Linked DNA regions of Mus musculus: region 1 is linked to region 2. Evidence: chromatin contacts called from ENCODE Hi-C or POLR2A ChIA-PET data. All regions are on one chromosome and are shown on one strand. Each heading gives the region's core, a stretch centred on a gene start or an enhancer-like site at or near the end of the contact. The rest is flanking DNA. Distances are from core to core; before and after follow the strand shown. Region 1 holds the start of Ccdc127 (coiled-coil domain containing 127). Region 2 holds the start of Pdcd6 (programmed cell death 6).

Region 1 (5,446 bases), core at 636-3,135, 33 kb after region 2:
AAAGCCAGTGGAAGCAAGCCAGTAAAGAACATCTCTCCATGGTCTCTGCATCGGCTCCTGCTTTTTGACCTGCTTGAGTTCCTATCCTGACTTCCTTTGGTGATGAACAGCAGTATGGAAGTGTAAGCTGAATAAACCCTTTCCTCCCCAACTTGCTTCTTGGTCATGATGTTTGTGCAGGAATAGAAACCCTGACTAAGACACCAGGCCTGTTGGACATAAGTAAAATTAAGGATTCTAGGATGTAAATGTTTCTTCAGCAGGATTGAGCAGCCATTAGACTCTTTCCCTTAACAAAGGAGACAAACCGAATTACAACTAGTAAGCCCATTTCTCTTTCAAAGACCATTCCTCTAGAAGGCAGTCCCGGGTGACAATAAACTTTAAATATGGTATTCCATAAAGCTCCACTTCTCTTCTTAACAAAGCCTAATTCTGACAGCTGGACGAGATGCCCATAGGCAGGAACAATAAAGATGCACTTAAAAACAATTCAGGCAATGAAAAATACCTTTGCTGTGCAAATCTCCCACCTGCCTAAGTGGCCAGACTTGCAGTCTCCTGTCTCTGTCTAAACTGGTCAAAGCATAAACTGGATCTGGAATAGGAAAGGAATTTAAGGATGCCAACATATGTGGTAAGCATAAACCTAAGGTGTATACAAGTTAATAAAAATCTTCTATCCTTGACTGTTCCTTTTGGGCATTAGCCAGAGCTGGGCTCAGACTATCATTATTTTTTTTTTTTTTCCTTGAGTGTGTGGAGTGAATCCTGGGCATGGGGTGGGCTCACCTATTTCTGCTACAAAAGAATTCTGCTACAATTATAGGTGGCTGACTTATTATCTCCTGTAAAGGGCTTCAATGATCAGGACTTAAAACCCTTCTTGCAGAGCCCAAGGGATAGAGGTGGAAGTAGGAGTTTGTGGCAGCAAATACAAATCACAGAAATTATCAAGGTTTGAAAATGCCTTCTGGCCTTGCAAGAATAGCTGCCAACTAACCCTTGAACATTTCATTGAACATGCATTTTAATATCTATTTCAGAAAATAGACAACTGCAGCCATAATTTGATGCACAATGCAAGTCGATACTGTTCAATGTCTTAGGGCCTTTACTTTGTAATTAAATTGTTAAGTAGGTAGGTGAGACAGAACTTTAAAGAACCCAACCTGTCAAATTTAGTTTACGTTAATAAAACCCTAGGAGTGTGACGAATAACAGGTGACCGGCAAAGAGTGCACTGAGACAAGATCTGACAATCTGGGAGGCCAACATCAGACCCCTGCAACCCTGAGTCACTGTGTACCTCTTCAAATGCAAAAAGAAGTCGCAAGACTGGATGAACACGGTGCAGAAGTCTCACCTGGTATCTTCAAATATCTCTTTGATATTTAAAAACAGTAGCTAAGGCCACTACACAAAACCTGTAAGCTCATCACTTATAAGTCTTAGTGTCGACACCCAGACTACCAACGGATTACTCGCAGACCCGTCCGCATCCAGAATGCAACAGGCCGGTCCCTCCCTTTAACCTTGGAGAACTTCGCTAGACCAAGACGGGGAAGGCCAGACTCCACGCCCGCGACCTCGGGGTCGTGACCTTCGCCGGAAAGCAGTCGGCTTCGGCCCACTGCACCTTCCCAGACTCAGGCCAACTCGGGTGGAATCGTGGCGCACTCCTAGCGCCTGCCATTTCGTGGCACTAACTCACCGCCCCAGTTAACGCCAAGCGCCGCCCGCGAAGAAGCCTCGAAACTGCGCCAACCCCGGCCATGTCTGCCTTCCCGCAAGCCCCAGCGACAGACTGCGCTTGCGCACCGAGTCGCGCGGGTGTCGGGCTTGGAAGATTCTGCGCCTGCGCAACACGCCCCTCCTGGCTCGCGTGAGTGGTGGTGCGCCTGCGCCCTGTAAACGCGGCGGTGGCAACACGTCTGAGGTAGGGTGGCAGCAACGCTGATGGGCTCTGCTCCAGGGGTAAGTGAGGTGCCAATGTCTTTAAAGTGCTTCTCGGGTGGTTCTTGTTTGCCAAAACAGAGAGGGTCGGATGATCTGGAGAGATGGAAGTAGGGTCCTGGGGCGGAGATCGCAAGCTCCATAAGAGCCCGTTTTGTTGGGCGCTTGAATCTCAACTAATGGGGGGGGGGGGGGGTACATACTGCCCTGGACTTCTAGAGTAGGTAGGAATGATGTCTTGGTGGCTGGACAAGGAGCAGCTAGCTGCACTGGGCTACGTAAAAGCCAGGATACTGAACTAGAAACTATATCCAAAGCTTTCGTCTTCGTTACAGCAGCTGGGAAGCTGGAGGCCCGGCCTGTTGTCATCCTGAAAGCTGCTTAGATCGTGGCTAGCATCCCATATTGCAAACGCGCTCTCATTTGATCACTTTCAGATAGTTTTTCTATTTTTCTAGTGAGTATAGCTGAAATGTTCGGTGGAATTAAATAGCATAAAAAGTAAACCAATAATCGTAATTGTTTCCTGAATTTTCAGTTAATATTAGATTAAGGTTTTCCTCTTGGTGCACAATCTTTATGACCATTATTTTGAATTGTTTAAGTTTACAATGAACCGTTCCCATTTTATTTCTTTGTTTTTTTATTAATAAATAAGGAAATATGGAATATATTCATGCACAACACTTTATATTTTGAATTATTTCCTTGAACTTTATAACCCCAAAATGGATGTTGTTGGTGCAGAGGAAATAAATATGACAGCTTACCCTACAAGGGTTCTGCGTTGGTGGGTTCAACCAACTGCAGATAAAATATATTTGGGGAAAATGTGTCTGTTCGGAGTATGTACAGACTTTTTTTTTAACAAGGGGGAAAATAAAACAGATGAACTACTTAAGTGCCTTTATACCTTATTAGGTATCGGTGACTTAGAGATAAAGTATTGAGCAGATTATATTCAAATACAGCATTGTATATGGGAGCCTTGGCTATCTTCAAGGCTTTTGGTATGAGATGGGGCTCCCCATCAGATATCTGATGGATGGCTATACATAGTAGGAGGTTTTTGAAAGTTGCCTGCTTTTAGTGTGTGTATGTGTGTGTGTGCATACATACATATATATATATGTATATACACATACATATTTCTAAATTAGGCATCTACCATACGTCATACGTATTAATTCTATAGTTCCTATAAACCGTTACATTCTGAGCCATGTATTATGGTTATATATTTATTGTTCATTATTGTGCATCTTAACATGTTAAACAAGGTTTGTTAAAAACACTAAAACTTTCAAAATTTGGGTTGAATTACGTATTTCTTACATGGATCTTGGTTAACTATTTTGTGTTTATTGTATTTGTACATATAAGCAAGCTGAATGTTTTTATGACTTTACAGTATGAGAACACCCATCGAATATGGGTACTTTTTATTTTATTTTTATTTATTTGAGACAGAGACTCTCTGTATAGACCTGGCTCTCCACTATGTAGACTAGACTATCTTCAAACTCAAAGAGATCAGCCTGCCTCTGCCAACTTGAATTCTGAGATTAAAAGCATGCACTAACATGCCTGGCTAATATGGGTAGTTTGTAAACTAGTAAATTTATATTAATATTGGTATCCAGCCTAGTTTGTGAGTTATACCCTAATATGAAGCAAGGGATTTTTGTAATCCTGATCATGATCCTCATGTAAAAAGATTTTCTTTGATTTTTGTCTGTAGAAAACTGCTCATTCTTCAAACCCCAGGTCATATAAAGCAAATGTCTATTGTGGATTCACTTTTATTGTTTTATTGTTATCTCTGTACAACTGTATTAAAGTCTTACAGAGACAACCAATAAGAAACATGTACAGTCATGCATCACTTAGTTAACAGTGGAGACAGATTCTGACAAATGTATTGATAGGGGATTCCAATTTTATGTAAATCCAAGAGTGAGTTGAGCCTGCTCTGACATTAAGCAATATTAACGTGGAACTGCTTTATGTGTAGCTCATTGTCAACTGTAATTTTTTTAGGGTTTGTGATGGTATGTGTGCAGTAAAATGACATTTGATTTATTATAAATAATCAGTATAGGCACCCAAATGCTTACCATCATACAGAAACACTTCTCAGGCACTCCTCGAATGATGTCTAACCAATTAGCTGGGCATGCTGAGATGCCTTTTTTTGGTCATGTTGACACACAAGATAATAATCATTACAACAACCACACATCTAAACATGAAGGGAAAAATCACTACATTCTACTTGTACTTCACTTGAGACATGCCTCCCTCCCACACAACACTGTGACTTCTTGAAATCACATAGGATGCCATGCTGTGCAGCACATACAGCTGAAAATTATTTTCTTGACTAAAATAATGTATATAGATGATATAACCATAATAGCCATGCTCTTTCTTTTATATAGTTAATATCTTTTTTCATTTTCTTCAAGGTATAGCTCCATGAATAACTTAAACGACCCCCCAAATTGGAATATCAGGCCCAATGCCAGGGCTGATGGGGGTGATGGAAGCAAGTGGAATTATGCCCTATTGGTGCCAATGCTCGGATTGGCAGCATTTCGTAAGTTATGGTTTTCTGGTTCAAAATTATGCCAGGAGTACCCGGGTTGCTGTCTTTAGGATTTGGCCAGTACAGTGCGGTTTTATCCTATACAGTGGCTCTGTGACAGAGTTAGCCTTTCTGATCCTCAGTTTACCTATTCCTAGAAGGTAGCTTATCCTGCCTCAATACATTGTGAGGATTAAATAATGCAGAAGCATTTGGTGTAGGTTAGGTTTTAATAAGCTTTAGCTTTCTCCCATTGCTTACTGTTCTAAGGGGACTTCTTTGCCTTAATTGCCTTCCTTGGGACCTACAGAAAAACTGACCTGAAAGAAAGCCAGTTAGGATATATGTTTAGTATATTTAAAGTCAGTATTTGGGCAAGCTTGCCCAAGGGTGGGGGAACTACAGGCTAGAAATCCTCACATTTAAATTAAGTAAACACCACTGAGACTCTTATGAGTCATATACGTACATGCTCACACGCTCTCTCCCTCTCTCTGAACTATACCTTGAAGAAAATGAAAAAGATACTAACTATATAAAGAAAGAGCATGGCTATTATTGTTATATCATCTATATACATTATTTTAGTCCAGAAAATAATTTTCAGCTGTATGTGCTCCACAGCATCGCATCCTATGTGATTTCAAGAAGTCACAGTGTAGTGTGGGAGGCATGTCTCAAGTGAAGTATATCTTTACCTGTGATGGGGACACATCACTGATATAGTACTGGCTTATATTACTTCATGTCTTGTGGTCCTGGTTGTCATCTAAGAATATGAGAACTGATGATTCAGTAAACCTAAAGCAAATACTGTCCTATATGTGTAGTGATCATTCTGCTCAGTAGCTTTTTATGTGCCCGAAATTCTTAGTTCAGAAGTTTGCCATGGAGAAAGTAGGG
Region 2 (5,212 bases), core at 1,591-4,090:
TAATTTGGACACCAAGGCTCTGAGGCACTATCTAGCATCTCACTTGCCTCTCCCTTCATCGAATCAAATTACAGGAAAAGGCTCCCCAGTAGAACAAAAATGAGCCTTTTAAAATTTCCATCGTGTCTTAAAAGTAATCCCTTTCCAGGCTTCTATAGCACACCTAAGGAAAAGACAATTTCTAAATACAGTTATTAGAAAAGAAAGCCACACCTAAAGAATTACAAATGACATTTAATAAGAAAGATGGGTTCTCTAGGGTTGTACATGTACTCAGTTCTAGCGGTGCGTGTAGCTCTAGGCTCTATCCTCAGGACAGAGTAAACCAGCACTAAAGAGCTCAGGAGTTAGAGGCAGGAGGATCAAAAGTCTAACGGTCATCCTTGAATACACAGAAGTTCAAGGCCAGTCTAGGACTAATGAGTTGGTCAAAACCAAAAACCAAAAACCAAAAACCAAACACAAAAAAGAAAAAAGGAGGGGGCAGGATGAGGAGGCTGGAGAGGCAGCCCAGGAGTTTAGCACACTTGTTGCTGTTGCACAGGATGCACGTTCGATCCTCAGCAACTACGTGGTGGCTTACAACCATTTATAACTTCAGTTCCAGGGGATCAGATGCCCACTTCTATATTCCATGGGCAGCAGGTATACACTTGGTGCGCTTACATACATACAAGCAGGTCAAACATTCATACAAATAAAATAAATATCAAAATTAAATAAAAAATTTTAAAGAAAAAAAATTGTCTCTAATGGCGCCACTAAAGATTAATGACAATAACACCAGCAAGAACATGACTCCATGAAGAGCTCCATAAAAAAGCCACAATCTTCTCAATTCTCCTGGGAGACAGTGTTCCTCACATTATACAAATACCTCCCCTTGCTCCTGCTGACAGCATCTCCCATATCTCTATTTCCTAAACTGGTCCCCGAGTTTTAATGTTTATATGTATATGTATATGTATGTGTGTGTGCATAATGTATGTTAACATATTATACAACAAAATATTAATATAGTATTTTATAGTAAAAATAATCCTACTTTACACTCATTGGTGTGAGAGTGTCACATCCTCTGGAATTGGAGTTATGTGCAGTTGTGAGCTGCCATGTGGGTGCTGGGAATTAAACCCAGGTCCTCTGGAAGAGCAGCCAGTGTTCTTGACCTTTGAGCCATCTCTCCAGCACCCCCAGCTCAGTGCACCCTTCTTTTAAGTTTTAGCAGGGTTTTTTTTGTTTGTTTTTTTGTTTTTTTTTTTTTGTTATTTCGAGACAGGGTTTCTCTGTATAGCCCTGGCTATCCTAGAACTCACTTTGTAGACCAGGCTGGCCTCCAACTCAGAAATCCGCCTGCCTCTGCCTCCTGAGTGCTGGGATTAAAGACATGCGCCACCACCGCCCGGCAAGTTTTAGCAGTTCTTATAGCAAACATACTTCCACAAAAGTACCTAAGGACCATCTTGAAGCCTTTCAAAAACTAAGCAATTACTTCTAAATGTCACCTGACAATTTGTCAGTGTCCCCGATGATCCTCTTCAGAACAGTTGCTAAGACTGATAGCAGGTCAAAGGCCTTCTAGATAAGTGAGGGACCTCTGTTGCACAGAGCTAACCTTTTTCACTCTTGGGCAAGGTCTACACTATAGCTCCCATTTCAGAGGCTCACATACATTTGTTCTGGAGCTCGGTAAGGCAGCAATGATAATTAAGAAAATACAAACACAGAAGCTTAGCAAACACCTTTACCTTATACCGGTAATGGCAATTTAGTCTTAAGGACTTCTTTGGAAATAATTCCAGGAAGGAAACTGCTTACTGTGAATGAATCAGGCTTCAACTCACCATTGGATAATGCTTGCTGAAGCTCATTGTCTGAAATCACTCCACTCCTGTCTTTATCAACCCTACAAAAACAAACAAACAAACAAACAAACAGAAAACAGGTAAGCTGGTGATTAAATGTAAAGGAAGTATTAAAAATAAAACATAGCCAAGACATCATTTTCATCAATCTACACTAGGTCTGGAATGTTACTCTGGCCAGACCTTCCTCTTTGCTCAGCTGGAATGTCACACGCCCCCAGGTGTGCCAGAGACTAATGAACAACCAGAAGCAGTAGGAGGGGTTGAGTCATCTTTTCTCTATTCCTTTCAAGCTTTCTGTTAGCTCTTCAAGTCTGCTTAATTTATACCTGCACCAGTTCATCATAATAGGTAAAGAAAGATTCTCTAGGACGAATAAGTCATTCTTTGGCACGAGTCAGTGGAAAGACAATCAGTCATTCAGAAGGACGGCCAGGGACAGAAGACATGCAATAGCAGCCAGCTCTTTTCACTGATGCCGTTTTCCTGATTCAAGATTTGTCCTGTTTCTAACGCAAGCACCTGACCCTGTAGGGCGACTGTTCCGCGCCCTTCGGCCCTGGGCAAAGTCACTGCCAACATGACCCTGAACCCTGTGCTATTGTAGAAGAGAGAAAGTCGGGGATGGAGGGGAGTAGGAAGGACTGGGAAGGAGGTCGGGGGATGAAGGGCTGGGGAGAGGGAGGACTGGAGAATAGGCCCTGAAAACTGAGGACCGACCCAAGGGCCGAAGGAGCTGAGCGGCGCTGGCCTTACCGCTGGAAGACGTTCCACAGGAAGCTCTGGTCTGGCAGTGCAGCTCCAGCAGCAGGGCCGGGGCCACCACCCGGGCCTGGGCGGTAGGAGTAGGCAGCCATGGGCTGATGCACAGCGGCAACGCGGCCCAGCTCCACAAGCTATGCTTCCGCCTCAGTTATGGGGCAGGACCAGGAGCCCACAACTTCCTGGGAACAACGGAAGCGCGCACCTTTGAGTCACTTGGCAGGCGTGGTCCGTTGCCACGCAACGTCTGGAGGGCCTTGGGGTTAGTCTGAGCTCCGCCTCCTACTCTTGCCCGGCCTTGGGTGTCCCTTTCCTTTTCAGCCCCACCCCGCTCCGCCCTCCTGTGTGTCTCAGCCCGAAGCTGCGGCGGGTGAGCTCAGAAGAGACCACGCCATGAGGGGCCGACCCAAGCTTACAAAACGCCTCGACCTGTAACGGAAAGTGGTGAAAGCTTTCACTTGGACCGACGGCTTCCCTTTACGTCTGCATTAGTATTTAGTGCGAATGTGATGTGCACCAACCGCATGAAGTCCTCGGCGGAAACGCAAAGTGCATTTTGTGCACTCTGGAGTTTGTCCGTCTGTCCATACTACACCTTCTTGCCTTCCCACTTGCTTATATCGGTTTATGCCCAGCCTCCCTAGGTTTGCAGTGACTTCATTTGTAAATGGCCCGAGTGAGGTTTGGTCCTGAGGTGAGAGCTGTGTTTTCTCCACCCCTTACTTGGACTTCTGTACTTTTGGTGGTTACTCCTTTTAATTATAAGTATTCCTTCTTTCGTTCTAGATACTAATTCTATGGTGCTTTTATAGTTTGGAATGTCCCTAAATGGGAAAATGCATAGCATTGGGGCAACTACCAACCGGTCACATTCACGGGCTGTCAGGCCATCCTTCCACCTAAATCTGAATACTGTGAATAGCTCAAGATACAGATTACTCCGTTCTGCCATAGGATTATTCCAGCCTTCCTGTAGTCCTCATCCAGGGACAGACTTATAATAAGAACTGCTATGCTGTCTTTATGGGGGGTTTGTTTACCCCATAACTAAAGAAGAGGGTGAAGAGACCAAGGGCCAAGAGTATGGCCTTGTACATCTGAAACTTCCATGTGGATAATCATCCATTATTTAGCACAGCTATAGATCTGATCAAGTCCCAACTGTATCGTTTTCTGCTCCATTTCTCTTGTTCTTAGGACATCTTAAGAGACTTTCAAATTGCTCAAAGAAACATCTTATAGCTTTGACATTTACCTCAAAATCTACAAAATTCTTTAAGAAAGGTAGATTTTTTTTCCAGGATTTGGCGAATTCATTTTTTATAATTTCTCATAAACTGTTCATCTCACTTTTGAATAATCTTTTAGACTTTTCTGGTTCTTTTATTTAGAATCTGAGATCTATTTTTATTCTGTCCTCTCTCTGGCTCCTTTTCTCTTTACCAGAAATACAAAAATATTAATCATAATTTTCCTACTTGAACTGGAAGTTTTCCAGTACAGAGAAACTTCAGCAGACCCGAGGCTGCTGAATCCGGGACTCTACCAGCTGTTTGCTGACTTTGGAATGCTATAAAGGTCCAGTCCCAAAGAGACCACCTTCTGCAACAGCTTACAGGTAGTTGTCTTCCAGGTGCCACCATCTATCTCCTTGCCCTATCTCAGGTTTAGTTTCCTCTTAACCAGGTCTGTTCTAAGCTTTCCAGTAGAGAAATAAATGAGATAACCCTGTCCTCCTATGATGTTAATCATATCATGTGTCTGCATATTGGGCCACTCTTTCCTTTAACCTAATTCTCTGAGCTACTTCTTTGAGCTACTATATACACAAAATTGTTTTCCTTTAGAACTTTTCTAAACATTGGCTCTTTCTGGGAGCTGAGGTGCATGAAATGGGTAAGTCATTGTCATATCTTTTGCATAAAGATCTTTTTGTATGTGTACAGACGCATGCGTGTTCTTATACATATCTAATTTAAGTGTACCTCTAAGCCACATTGGTTCCTTTGCTTACTGGTGGAATGCACCCTGAACATTTGCACATGGAAGACAAATTTTCAGTTAACTTTTCCTGATAGCCAAATATGCTCAGCACACCCTTCTTTCTCTAGTGTTAAAACTGTCACTTGGCTCCAATAAAATTCTGGTTTGAATTTAATACTAAAGAGAACCTATCACTCTTTATGTAACTCAAGCTTCTTAGTGAGTATTGATGAGTGTGTCAAATGTGCGCTAGATGGTGTGAGGGAGCAGCAAACGTCCACAAAGCACCACTGGCCCAAGATGAACTGGTTCTGATATACTTGGACTGACATAGCCACTTGTCACATGAGGCTACAGAGAACTGAGATGGACTAGTGTAATTGAAGTCAGTTCAAATTTCAAGCTAATTAAAACGTAACCAGCTACATGTAACTATGACAAAGCATTGCTCAGTGCAAGTCTGAATGTGTCTTTTTGTTTCCTTCAAGGGGCCATTATACCTGGCACCTTTCTTTACTCACCTGATTTGCTGCTGCTTTTACAATGTTTAATTTTTGAAGTTCTGAGACCTGCATTTTGAAAGATTCTGATTCCTAGCTCAT

The links. A loop is a pair of places that touch in the nucleus more often than their neighbours do. ChIA-PET counts read pairs that join two places held with the same protein, here RNA polymerase II (POLR2A).
Region 1: a loop to region 2 is called in a map of gastrocnemius, with 2.4 times the contacts of the local background. The contact joins the promoter of Ccdc127 here to the promoter of Pdcd6 in region 2. A Hi-C loop is called at or near these places in 2 of 37 maps with a recorded cell type or tissue (gastrocnemius and heart). POLR2A ChIA-PET finds 5 or more read pairs at or near these places in 4 of 5 experiments (Patski and embryonic stem cell).

What each region holds. Positions count from the first base shown.
Region 1 is chr13:74,348,432-74,353,877 of GRCm38, forward strand. It overlaps Ccdc127 (coiled-coil domain containing 127), which reads left to right and starts at 1,886. Exons shown (of 3, transcript NM_001168659.1): 1 at 1,886-1,977; 2 at 4,425-4,555. The coding sequence starts at 4,435. Sdha (succinate dehydrogenase complex, subunit A, flavoprotein (Fp)) reads right to left here and starts at 1,809. Exons shown (of 15, transcript NM_023281.1): 1 at 1,715-1,809. The coding sequence starts at 1,777.
Region 2 is chr13:74,314,486-74,319,697 of GRCm38, forward strand. Pdcd6 (programmed cell death 6) reads right to left here and starts at 2,841. Exons shown (of 6, transcript NM_011051.3): 1 at 2,622-2,841; 2 at 1,845-1,906. The coding sequence starts at 2,722.